Linked DNA regions of Homo sapiens: region 1 is linked to region 2. A link is an interaction called in ENCODE POLR2A ChIA-PET data of the cell type or tissue named here. Cell type or tissue: HepG2. All regions are shown on one strand. Each heading gives the region's core, and the rest is flanking DNA. Links, peaks and the distances in the headings are about the cores only.

What was found. Peaks named below come from ENCODE experiments on the same cell type or tissue, not always from the same donor. Only the 100,000 strongest peaks of a DNase experiment are listed, where the experiment ranks them.
Region 1: POLR2A ChIA-PET joins it to region 2 with 5 read pairs; 2 of 35 experiments call an interaction of 5 or more read pairs at or near these places.

The regions. Positions count from the first base shown.
Region 1 is chr2:241,133,555-241,137,933 of GRCh38, forward strand. PASK (PAS domain containing serine/threonine kinase) reads right to left here. Exons shown (of 18, transcript NM_015148.4): 7 at 3,450-3,710; 8 at 2,317-2,485. Among named protein-coding and RNA genes, the nearest start is that of PASK, 14 kb to the right of the region's middle. In HepG2, for the core only: no CTCF peak of the experiment used is centred there; a DNase peak (open chromatin) is centred at 2,397.
Region 2 is chr2:240,855,067-240,859,445 of GRCh38, forward strand. No RefSeq gene overlaps it. Among named protein-coding and RNA genes, the nearest start is that of AGXT, 12 kb to the right of the region's middle. In HepG2, for the core only: a CTCF peak has its summit at 1,767 (motif pointing right); DNase peaks (open chromatin) are centred at 1,775 and 2,535; H3K4me3 peaks cover 481 bases; H3K27me3 peaks cover 394 bases.

The DNA of each region.
Region 1 (4,379 bases), core at 103-4,102, 280 kb after region 2:
CCTGGGCTCCATGTCACCTGGCTCCCTCCAGTCCCCGTGAGCGCAGGGGCATCTGCACGCAGTGCAGCCTGGCACGTGGTAGGGGATGAATGTATGTCTCTTGGTTACATGAGAGAAAGCAGCCTGCATTAGGAAGGACCCTGGGAGGCCACGCACAGTGGCTCACACCTGTAATCCCAGCACTTTGGGAGACCGAGGCGGGCAGATCACCTGAGGCTGGGAGTTCGAGACCAGCCTGACCAACATGGAGAAACCCCGTCTCCACTAAAAACACAAAATTAGCCAGGCATGGTGCTACATCCCTGTAATCCCAGCTACTCGGAAGGCTGGGACAGGAGAATCACCTGAACCCAGGAGGCAGAGGTTGCAGTGAGACGAGATGGTGCCACTGCACTCCAGCCTCAGCAACAAGAGCGAAACTCTGTCTCAAAAAAAAAAAAAAAAAAGGACGACCCCAGAAAGAACCCTAGCCCCAAGCCGAGAGAAGCCTGCTCTGTGACCAGGACAGTTGGGTGGTTCGGCATAACTTCTCCAAGAGGCATTTTTGACAGTAACTAGCAAACGTGTTCATTCCCTGAATCCAGAAGTTCCACTTCTAAGAATTCATCCTAAGGAAACAATGCGAGAGTAACAGAAATGTGATCCCCTCCCCCCACCACCAAATATCCGACAAACAGCATGTACTCAACACAGGCATGCATGCACAGGTCAGAATTTGGAATTCTGGAAAAAGGGGAAGGGGAATATAATTAGTGCTAGAGGAAAAAGCTTGTATAAAGGACAGACTGAGATAGAAAAACCCAGATACAATGAAGGGAACCACATGCTAAGGAAAGCCGGGATTGTAAGGAGAACCAACAGCCTAACAAAGTATCTTTTAAAACAAATGTTACAATCCAGCTTCTAATGCCCCAGGCGAGACCCTGTGGGGAAGGAGGCTGGGCGCATGTGCCAAAGAACTCACACAATGCCCAGACAGCTAAAGAGTGTCTGACGGTAAATGTTTATCTCACCAGGCTGGTCAGTCTCGTGAAGCTGTAGTTTTTCTCAGTGACTGTATTAAATCCACTTTCGCACTCATTCGATACCCGAGTGACCGCATGCAGGACAACCTCGCAAGCCAGCACCTGCCGACCCGCCTGGCCCCACCACGATGCAGAGCCCCGAGGTGGCTGTGCTTTCTGCCAGCACTGGCCACTCTCTCTCTCTCACCCCCACTGTGTCCTTCCATAGAACAGAGACCCCCCCACCTGACACCCCTGCCACACCATCACCTGGACCCTTGGGCCCCAGCCTGCCCCAGGAACTCCAGAACCACACCCAGTGAGCCCACGCTCCAGGTGGGCAGAGGCCCTGGAGGCAGAGTTCCGGGGTCCCCACCAGGGCAGAGCCAGGGACAGGGCGCACCCCCACCCCATGCTTGTCAACAAGAATGAGCACTGTGGAAGCAGCCAGGGGCCTGCTCCTTACCAGGAGCTCAGGCGTGGGCCCTGCCAGGACATCAGCGGGTTCTACTGCCCCTCATTGCTCCCAGCCAGAGTGGGTCCCTCGGGACAGGAGGCAGTGTGCTCACCCTGTCTTCACAAGCCACACACCTAAGACTGTGCATATGAAAGGGACTCGGAGTATTTGTTGAAATCATTTAAAATGTTAAATTAAAACTATGTGGGATAAACATAATTAAACCAGGAAATACTGGTAGAACATTCAATTTAGGAATTGCAGTCAACCCTCAGTACACTCAGGGGATGGGTTCCAGGACCCCCAGAATGCCAAAATCCGAGCACCCTCAAGTCCCACAGCCCACCCGTGGAACGCAGGTGCATGGAAAGTCAGCCCTCCATATACGCCAACTTCACCTCCCACCAGTACTGGATTTCTGAGGTTGAAAAGAATCTGTGTATAAGTGGACCCTCTAATGTCAAACCCAGTTGTTCAAGGGTCAGCGGTAATCCGATATGCTACATGGCTTCACTTAAACTACATGAAGCTATATAAGTTTACTTAGAAAAGACAAGACGGTCAGTTAGCTGTGTCTCGGATGCTGTGTCTCGGATATCATGGGCACTGGTGATGCACTCTTGGGGGGTTTTCTATTCTCTTCTCTATGCTCATATGTTTATAAGAATATGTCACAGCCCCCGAGACAGAGAGGAACATCAAACCAGAAAACAGTCACCCCCTACTCCGCCCCCCACCACCCCTGAGCCTCTGGAGGGACAATAGCTCCTGCTCCTCCCAGCCCTGTCTCAGAGGCATGGGGCTGTCTGGGGCTCAGCAGCTACAGGCGCATTCAGGAGGAAGAGGACGTCTTACCCTGGCCCCCCTCAGCTGGGTCCTGGCCCTGCCACGGGTCCAAGGTTCTCTCCCCACACCCACTCTCATTGCCGACGTCCAGGCAGCTGGCCAGGTCTGGGAGCTGTAATGAGCTGTTGTACGCAAGGTCCATGTAGCTGTAGAAACCAGGAATCAGGAAAGTGATATTCTAGAAAACAAAGCAGGGACATTTCAGAACCTGGAGGATCCACGCTGACCCACTGGACCGTCCCCCTGGGGGAGGAATGAACACAAGGAGAGCCAGTCCCTGAGGGTTCACCCTTAAGGTCAGGAAAGGCCTCGGGCCAAATGCCCTTCGACGCACCTGAAGCCCCTCAGATGCTCAACATGTGATCTGTGATTTTCCCCTTAAGAAAAAGGTAAAAACATACTCTGCGGCAAGTTACAGTGACATCGACACATCTTTGGAGCAGACATCTGGCCTTTGGCCCCATGTTTAGATGGATCTGGGAGCCTGTGTTTGCAAGCCTCACCTCACGCGGCTCACTGGTGGCCGGAACAGTGACATGCACCCAGGACAGAAGGACTGTGGGGCCTTCCTCCCAGGCCAGGAGCTGCTCTGACAGATGCTTCCTCTGAACCTGTGTGTGGCCCCCTCACCGGGACACTGCCCATAGCTGTAATGCCAGAACCCGCTCTAACCTCACAGAGGGCACAAGTGTCCATGCCCCCAAAATCCCTGCAAGGTCTCAATGCCCTCAGCTCCTGTGGGAACCCCTCATCCAGGAAGAACACTAACTGCTTTTTAACTAACTTAAATTTAACGTAACTACAATTCAGCTTAGCTACTTTTTAGTATTTCTACTAGGGTGAGAAATGAACCCCCGCAGTTGTGTCGTAAACCCTGGTCCATCAGTCAGACCAGATCTCTCAGGGCTTCGAAGCACAGTGCTCCTCTCCCTCCGACGGTGGTTGCTGGGGAAGGGTGGAGAGGAAGGAGCTTGGCAGCCATGAGCAGGGACCTCCCTCCCTGGACCCAAGGTCCTTCCTGGGTAAAGGAGCGAGCTGGAGAGCTTGCCGGGTGCGAGGCCTGTGCCACACGCAAGCCCGCACTGCAGAGCACAGCAGCTTCCTCCCAGGGAACGGGAGCCAGGCGCCCAGGGCAGCCCCACCTTGCCCAGGAGCTCCGTCTTTCCGTAACCAAACAGTGTCAGCGCGAAGCTGTGGTTGATGCCGTGGATGGTCCCATCCGGCAGGAGGGTGATGAGGCCACTGATGGTGCAGAACACCCAGACAGATGCCCGGTAGCCGCTCACAGGGGCCGCCTCACCGGTGGTCGCCTCCTCGCTGCTGGGTTGGGATTTCAGCTTTAAGCTCAGAGGGAAGGTGGTACCGTCCCTGGCTCTTCCAACAGACCTCTGAATCTTGAGATTCTGAAAGAAAGGCTTGTCGTTTGGCTTAAGCCGTGTTTCACGTGGACAGAGCACTGAGTCTGTGCTGCGTCCGACCCGACTTCTACCCCACGTCATCGGGGAAGGTCCCCAGGACATCTCACACCCACACTGCTCTGCCTTCCCTCTCCTCCCAGGCCCAGCTGGCCCAGGAAAGAGCCCTTCTGTGGGTGGGGAGGACTCAGTGTCCAGAGCCGCCCCAGGCACAGCAACCCCAGGGCAAGTGAGACACCCCAGTGAGGGGCCGGGCACCAGCAGGGAGGGAGGGAGGGAGGACTGTGGGGCTCAGGCTCGGGGCTCAGCCACGCCACTGGCAACTGTGCCATCCTTGATCTGGCACCAGGATACTGGCCCCACAGGCAGCACTACACCAGCTGCGCAGCTGTGGATGTTACCTCCCACCCCTCAGCCTTGGGCAGCGTCCCAGCATCCACCTCTGTGGGTGGCCCAGCTCCTGGGAGAAGACTCAGGGGACAAGAGTGGTCAGCTGGGAGACCACATAGGCTCCGGCCCTTGGTCAAGGCCTCAGCGCACAGGAAGCTCAAAACTGAGCATGTCCCACCCCTAAGGCCACCCTTGCCTTCAGAAACCCTTGGTCTGCGTCTCCAGTTATGGATTCAGAGCTAAGAACTCCACCCCATCACACAGTGC
Region 2 (4,379 bases), core at 84-4,083:
GACATGCAAATGAAGGGGCAGGTTATTCAGAAATTGCTAGAAAATGGGCGGTAACTTCCAGTTGTTGCCACGGAAATGGGCCATGACTTCCGTGCATTGCCGTGCCATTGTAAACTGTCCTGGTGTTGGTGGGGGGTGTTTTGGCTGATGGGCAGTGAGGGTGGCCAGAGGGTGTCCTCCATGCTGCTTGCTGCTTTTGGCCTGTCTTCAGTCCAGTCCGGAGTATGACTCCTGCTGGCCTCCTACCTCATCTGGGCTAGGGCCCACCCTCATCCAGTATGCCCTTAACCTGATCACGTTGGCAAAGACCCTAGTACAAGGTCAGTTTCACAGAGGTTAGTTCTAGGACACACATATTCTGGGAGCTGCAATGCACCCCGCACCCACTGATCACCACTGAGATGTGTGGAGGGTGCTGTTTCCCCAGCAGAACTCCCCAGTATCCAGAATGCTGGCCTCATGAAGGCAGGGCAGGGGCGGCAGATGGGGCCAGCCCCAGCAGAGTCTGAGGCCACACCTGCCCGGGCATCTTCTTCATCATCTGTTCTACTTTCCGGTTCAGATTCTACAGTCACTTGGGAGAAGAGGGTGATGGGCTGTCCTGGAATTGGGGTGCTGGGGCCCTCCAGTTTGGTGGGGGACAGGTCGGGGGCCCAGGAGCAAAGCCCAGAAACTGCGGCAATGGGCAGCTGCCCTCTCCCCACAGGTCACAGTCGCCCTCTCCCCACAAGTCACTGTTGCCCTCTCCCCACAAGTCACTGTTGCCCTCTCCCCACAAGTCACCGTGGGCCTCGCTGCCCCAGTGCGTGTCCCTGCTGTGCAGATGAGGACGTGGGGTCCCAGTGGGACAAGCAGCTGCCAGGGCCACACAGTTGAGGTGGCCCTACCTGTCCTGCCCCCTGCAGCCACCTCCAGAAAGGGGGCCAGGCCTGTCCTGTCCAACCCCACACGGGGTCTCTGCTCACATCTCTGTGGCATGGGCTTGGGAAGGTCTTCAGGGGCCAAGGCTTCCTCTCCTCTAGGAACCCAGAGTGAACGCCAGGAAGGCAGTGCTGGATTCTATACCCACCTCTTGCCCCCACCCCACCCACCAATGCCAAGAACTTGCCACAGCCAGAGGCGCCTGGGGAAAGGAGCCCTGGAGGCTGCCTGGAAATCCCTGATGTCGTGGCTCCTGAGTCCTCCAGCATTTAGGAGGCTGTGCCGACTCCCAGGGAGGTGCTCCACATACCCCCCACTCCTGTCGGGGAGGACCCTCGGGCTGGCCGGGGTCGCATGGGGAGGGGAGAGTGCGTCAGGGCGGCCTTGGCCCAGGTGGGAGAGGCGGAGCCGGAATTTTCCACCACAACCCTCGTTACTGTGATGACCTGTGGCCCCTGACCTCTGCCCTGTCACCCCAGGGGAGAACTTGCCTCCACTTCACAGATAAGAGGTCCAGGGACAGCCCTGCCTCCACCTGGCTGGACTCCTGGCTTTGCACGGGCAGGCTGTCCACACAGGACTTGGTTTTACACCCAGTCCTGGGCATAGGTACCTGTGCCGAGCAGGGATGCAGCAGCAGGCTCAGCATGGGAGGGGTTGTTCCAGGGATGGGGTCACAGCATAGGCATGGGTGGCAGCCCTCGTGGCACACCAGACCTGGGTACAGCACCCAAACAGGTACCCCAGGACACAGCACCAGAACAGGTACCCCAGGACACGGCTTATCATCAGGAGCCACTGGGTGGCATCCGTTCTGCAGGACCCTCACCTGCCAGAACCAACTCCTGCCATTCAGGCCGTGACCTGGAGGGGGCAACTTGTGCCGGACACCCTCAAGGCACCACTGCATTACACATGCACAGGCCCCACGGCCCAGGGGTCCCGCCCTCCAGTTAAGGCAGTGGGTTTTACACCAATCCTCCCCTTTTTGGGACCCAGCTGCTGCCTGTTGAAGGACAAATGCCCTGATGGCCACCTGCAGCCTGGATGTCCCAATAGGCTGGTTTAGCCGGGGTTCAATTAAAATGGTGCATGGTGGGGACGTGTGACTGGCAGACCGCACAGCATCTCCCTACAGCACCTAAGGGCGACAGGCTCGCCTGCCTTAGTGAGACAGGCACCAGACCCAAAGAAATTGTTTGCATTATTTTATATCAGTTATAACAAAACAAGTTAAACTTTTAAAAGATACTCAGTTCCTGGCCTTGTGTGTCAGGTAGCAGGCCGGCTGGTTCCGCTGGTGACTTCATCTGGGGAACTAAGACAACCCCAGGTCAGTCCTGCCCAGGAGGGCAAGGCAGGCCAGTCCCGGGTCCTGACCCGGACTTCACGCCCCATCCTGCCAGCCCAGGCCCACCCCAGGGCCCAGAAAGGCGGCTGAGCTGAGCAGGTGGTGCCCTCAGCTCCCGTTTCACAGCTGCGAGAGGCCACTCCCAGGGCACTGCTGCTGCTGGCCTTGGCTGGAACGGCCTGGCCACGTGGCCAGGTGGCCCTTATCCCCTGGACTCCTGGGTGACAAAGGTCAGTTGCCTGCCCTGCAGCTTGCTGTGGTTCGTAGCTCCGAAGCTCCCAATAAGCTCTCGGCCTGAGGAAACACCCTCCCTTGGTGGTTGCAACAGCTTCTCCTGGTTACCTTGACAAAGGATGAGCAAACAACACCTTCCATTCTGGAACAAAGCACACACACCTCCTTGGCTTTCCAAGGGCTGCCCACCCACCCTCCGGGACCAGTCAGCCAACTCTGTGTCCAGATCTTCTATGCCCTCGCACATGCCATGCCAGGCACACAGAGCTGCATAAAGGGGGTCCCGCCCCAGGGAGGACAGGCAGTCAACAGATGATGCAACAGATGGGGTGAGTGGCCTGGTGGCAGCTGAGGACATTGGACAATTGGGATGACTCCCTGGGGAGTGAGGGGGAGCTGAGTAAAGACAGGAGCAAGCACTGCTGGCAGAGAGGGCAGCATATGCCAAGGCACAGGCGCATGGGTTTGACTGGAGCAGAGGGGAGTGTGCTTGGGGGTGGGCAGGAGGCAGAGCTGGGAAGGCCCCGTGAGCTGGCTGAGGACAGCTAAGACCACCTGGTGACCATCAGGCAGGCCATCCATGGCAAAGCTCCATATTTGAGGAATTTGGAAGTAATTAAACTTCCCCATCATCTAAAGTTGGCACCTGGTTCCAGGCCTCCTTTCAACCTAACATTTATAAGTAACTAGAATTTCTAGACATCTCCAGAATGCGTGGCTGATGAAAATCAATGTGCACCCCCTGCCATCACTAAGGCACCAGAATGTCTACAAATGTAGCATTTGTTGTGCAAATCACCCTTCAGCTCCCGCCGTGGGGTCCAGAAATGCTCCTAAGGAAAATCCCTGGTGGTGCCGAGTCCTCCGGCAGAGGCACCCACTGCACTTCTCTGCAGCGTTCTTTCTTCCTAATAAAACTTTCCTCTTCCAAACCCATACTGTCATTGGTAAGTTCTTACCAGCCCTCGAGTCGGCCCCTTCCCGAGGCTGGGGCTCCGACACCTCGCCAGGCACCTCGGTTGTGCGTACAGGACTTTACTGGGATTTCTCCCTTCTTTTCCCTCCCTGCTTCCCTTGATGGTCTGGTTCTTTACTCGGAAACTGAGGGCTCTGTCCAAGACCACTCTTCAGTGGGATCCTGAAGCCCTAGAGAAGAGATATCTTTCCATCACTGCCCTTAGGGGTGAGGAATTAGCCAGGGTTCTTTTCCGTTTTTGAACTGCCAGGGAACCAGCTTGAGTACTCTTTGGCAATTGAAGGTTTCTGGCCAAGGGCACTACCTGGTGTTACCCGAAGGCCAAGACAAAAGAGGGAATTTACTATTGCCCTTTGGGGTGGCAAGTCCACTTTCACTTGATGCCCTGTAAACCATGCCTTGGAAATGAGCAGCAGTGATCCCCACTCTGCGCAGACACATTCCACTGGTTGCGGACCCACATTTGGATTCCACTTCAAGTGGGAACCGCATCCCAAGTTATGGGTGAGTTCTCCTTCACCTTAGGTCTGAGCTGACCGCTCAAACACGGGCACACCTGGAGTGGTCGTCCAGGCAAGGGCAGGCCCTCCATTTGTGGTAGACGCCCCCGAATAGAGTGAGCCGAAGAGGTGAGGTCCAAGTCCCTCAGGGACACCTCGGGGATCTTGTAGTACCTGATCTGAACCCAACATGGGTCCATTTCATTCTTCAATTCCATCTGACTCGCCCTTGGATGGCATTCTTCAAAACTGGTCTCATTTTGACCCACAAACTTTTAAAAAGAAGCATATGGTTTTCTTTTGTAATATATCTGGGGTTCAATATATGCTCCCCAATAATTTATATTGGCCTCTGAATGGGACCCTGGATTGGAATATTATTTTACAGCTAGACTCG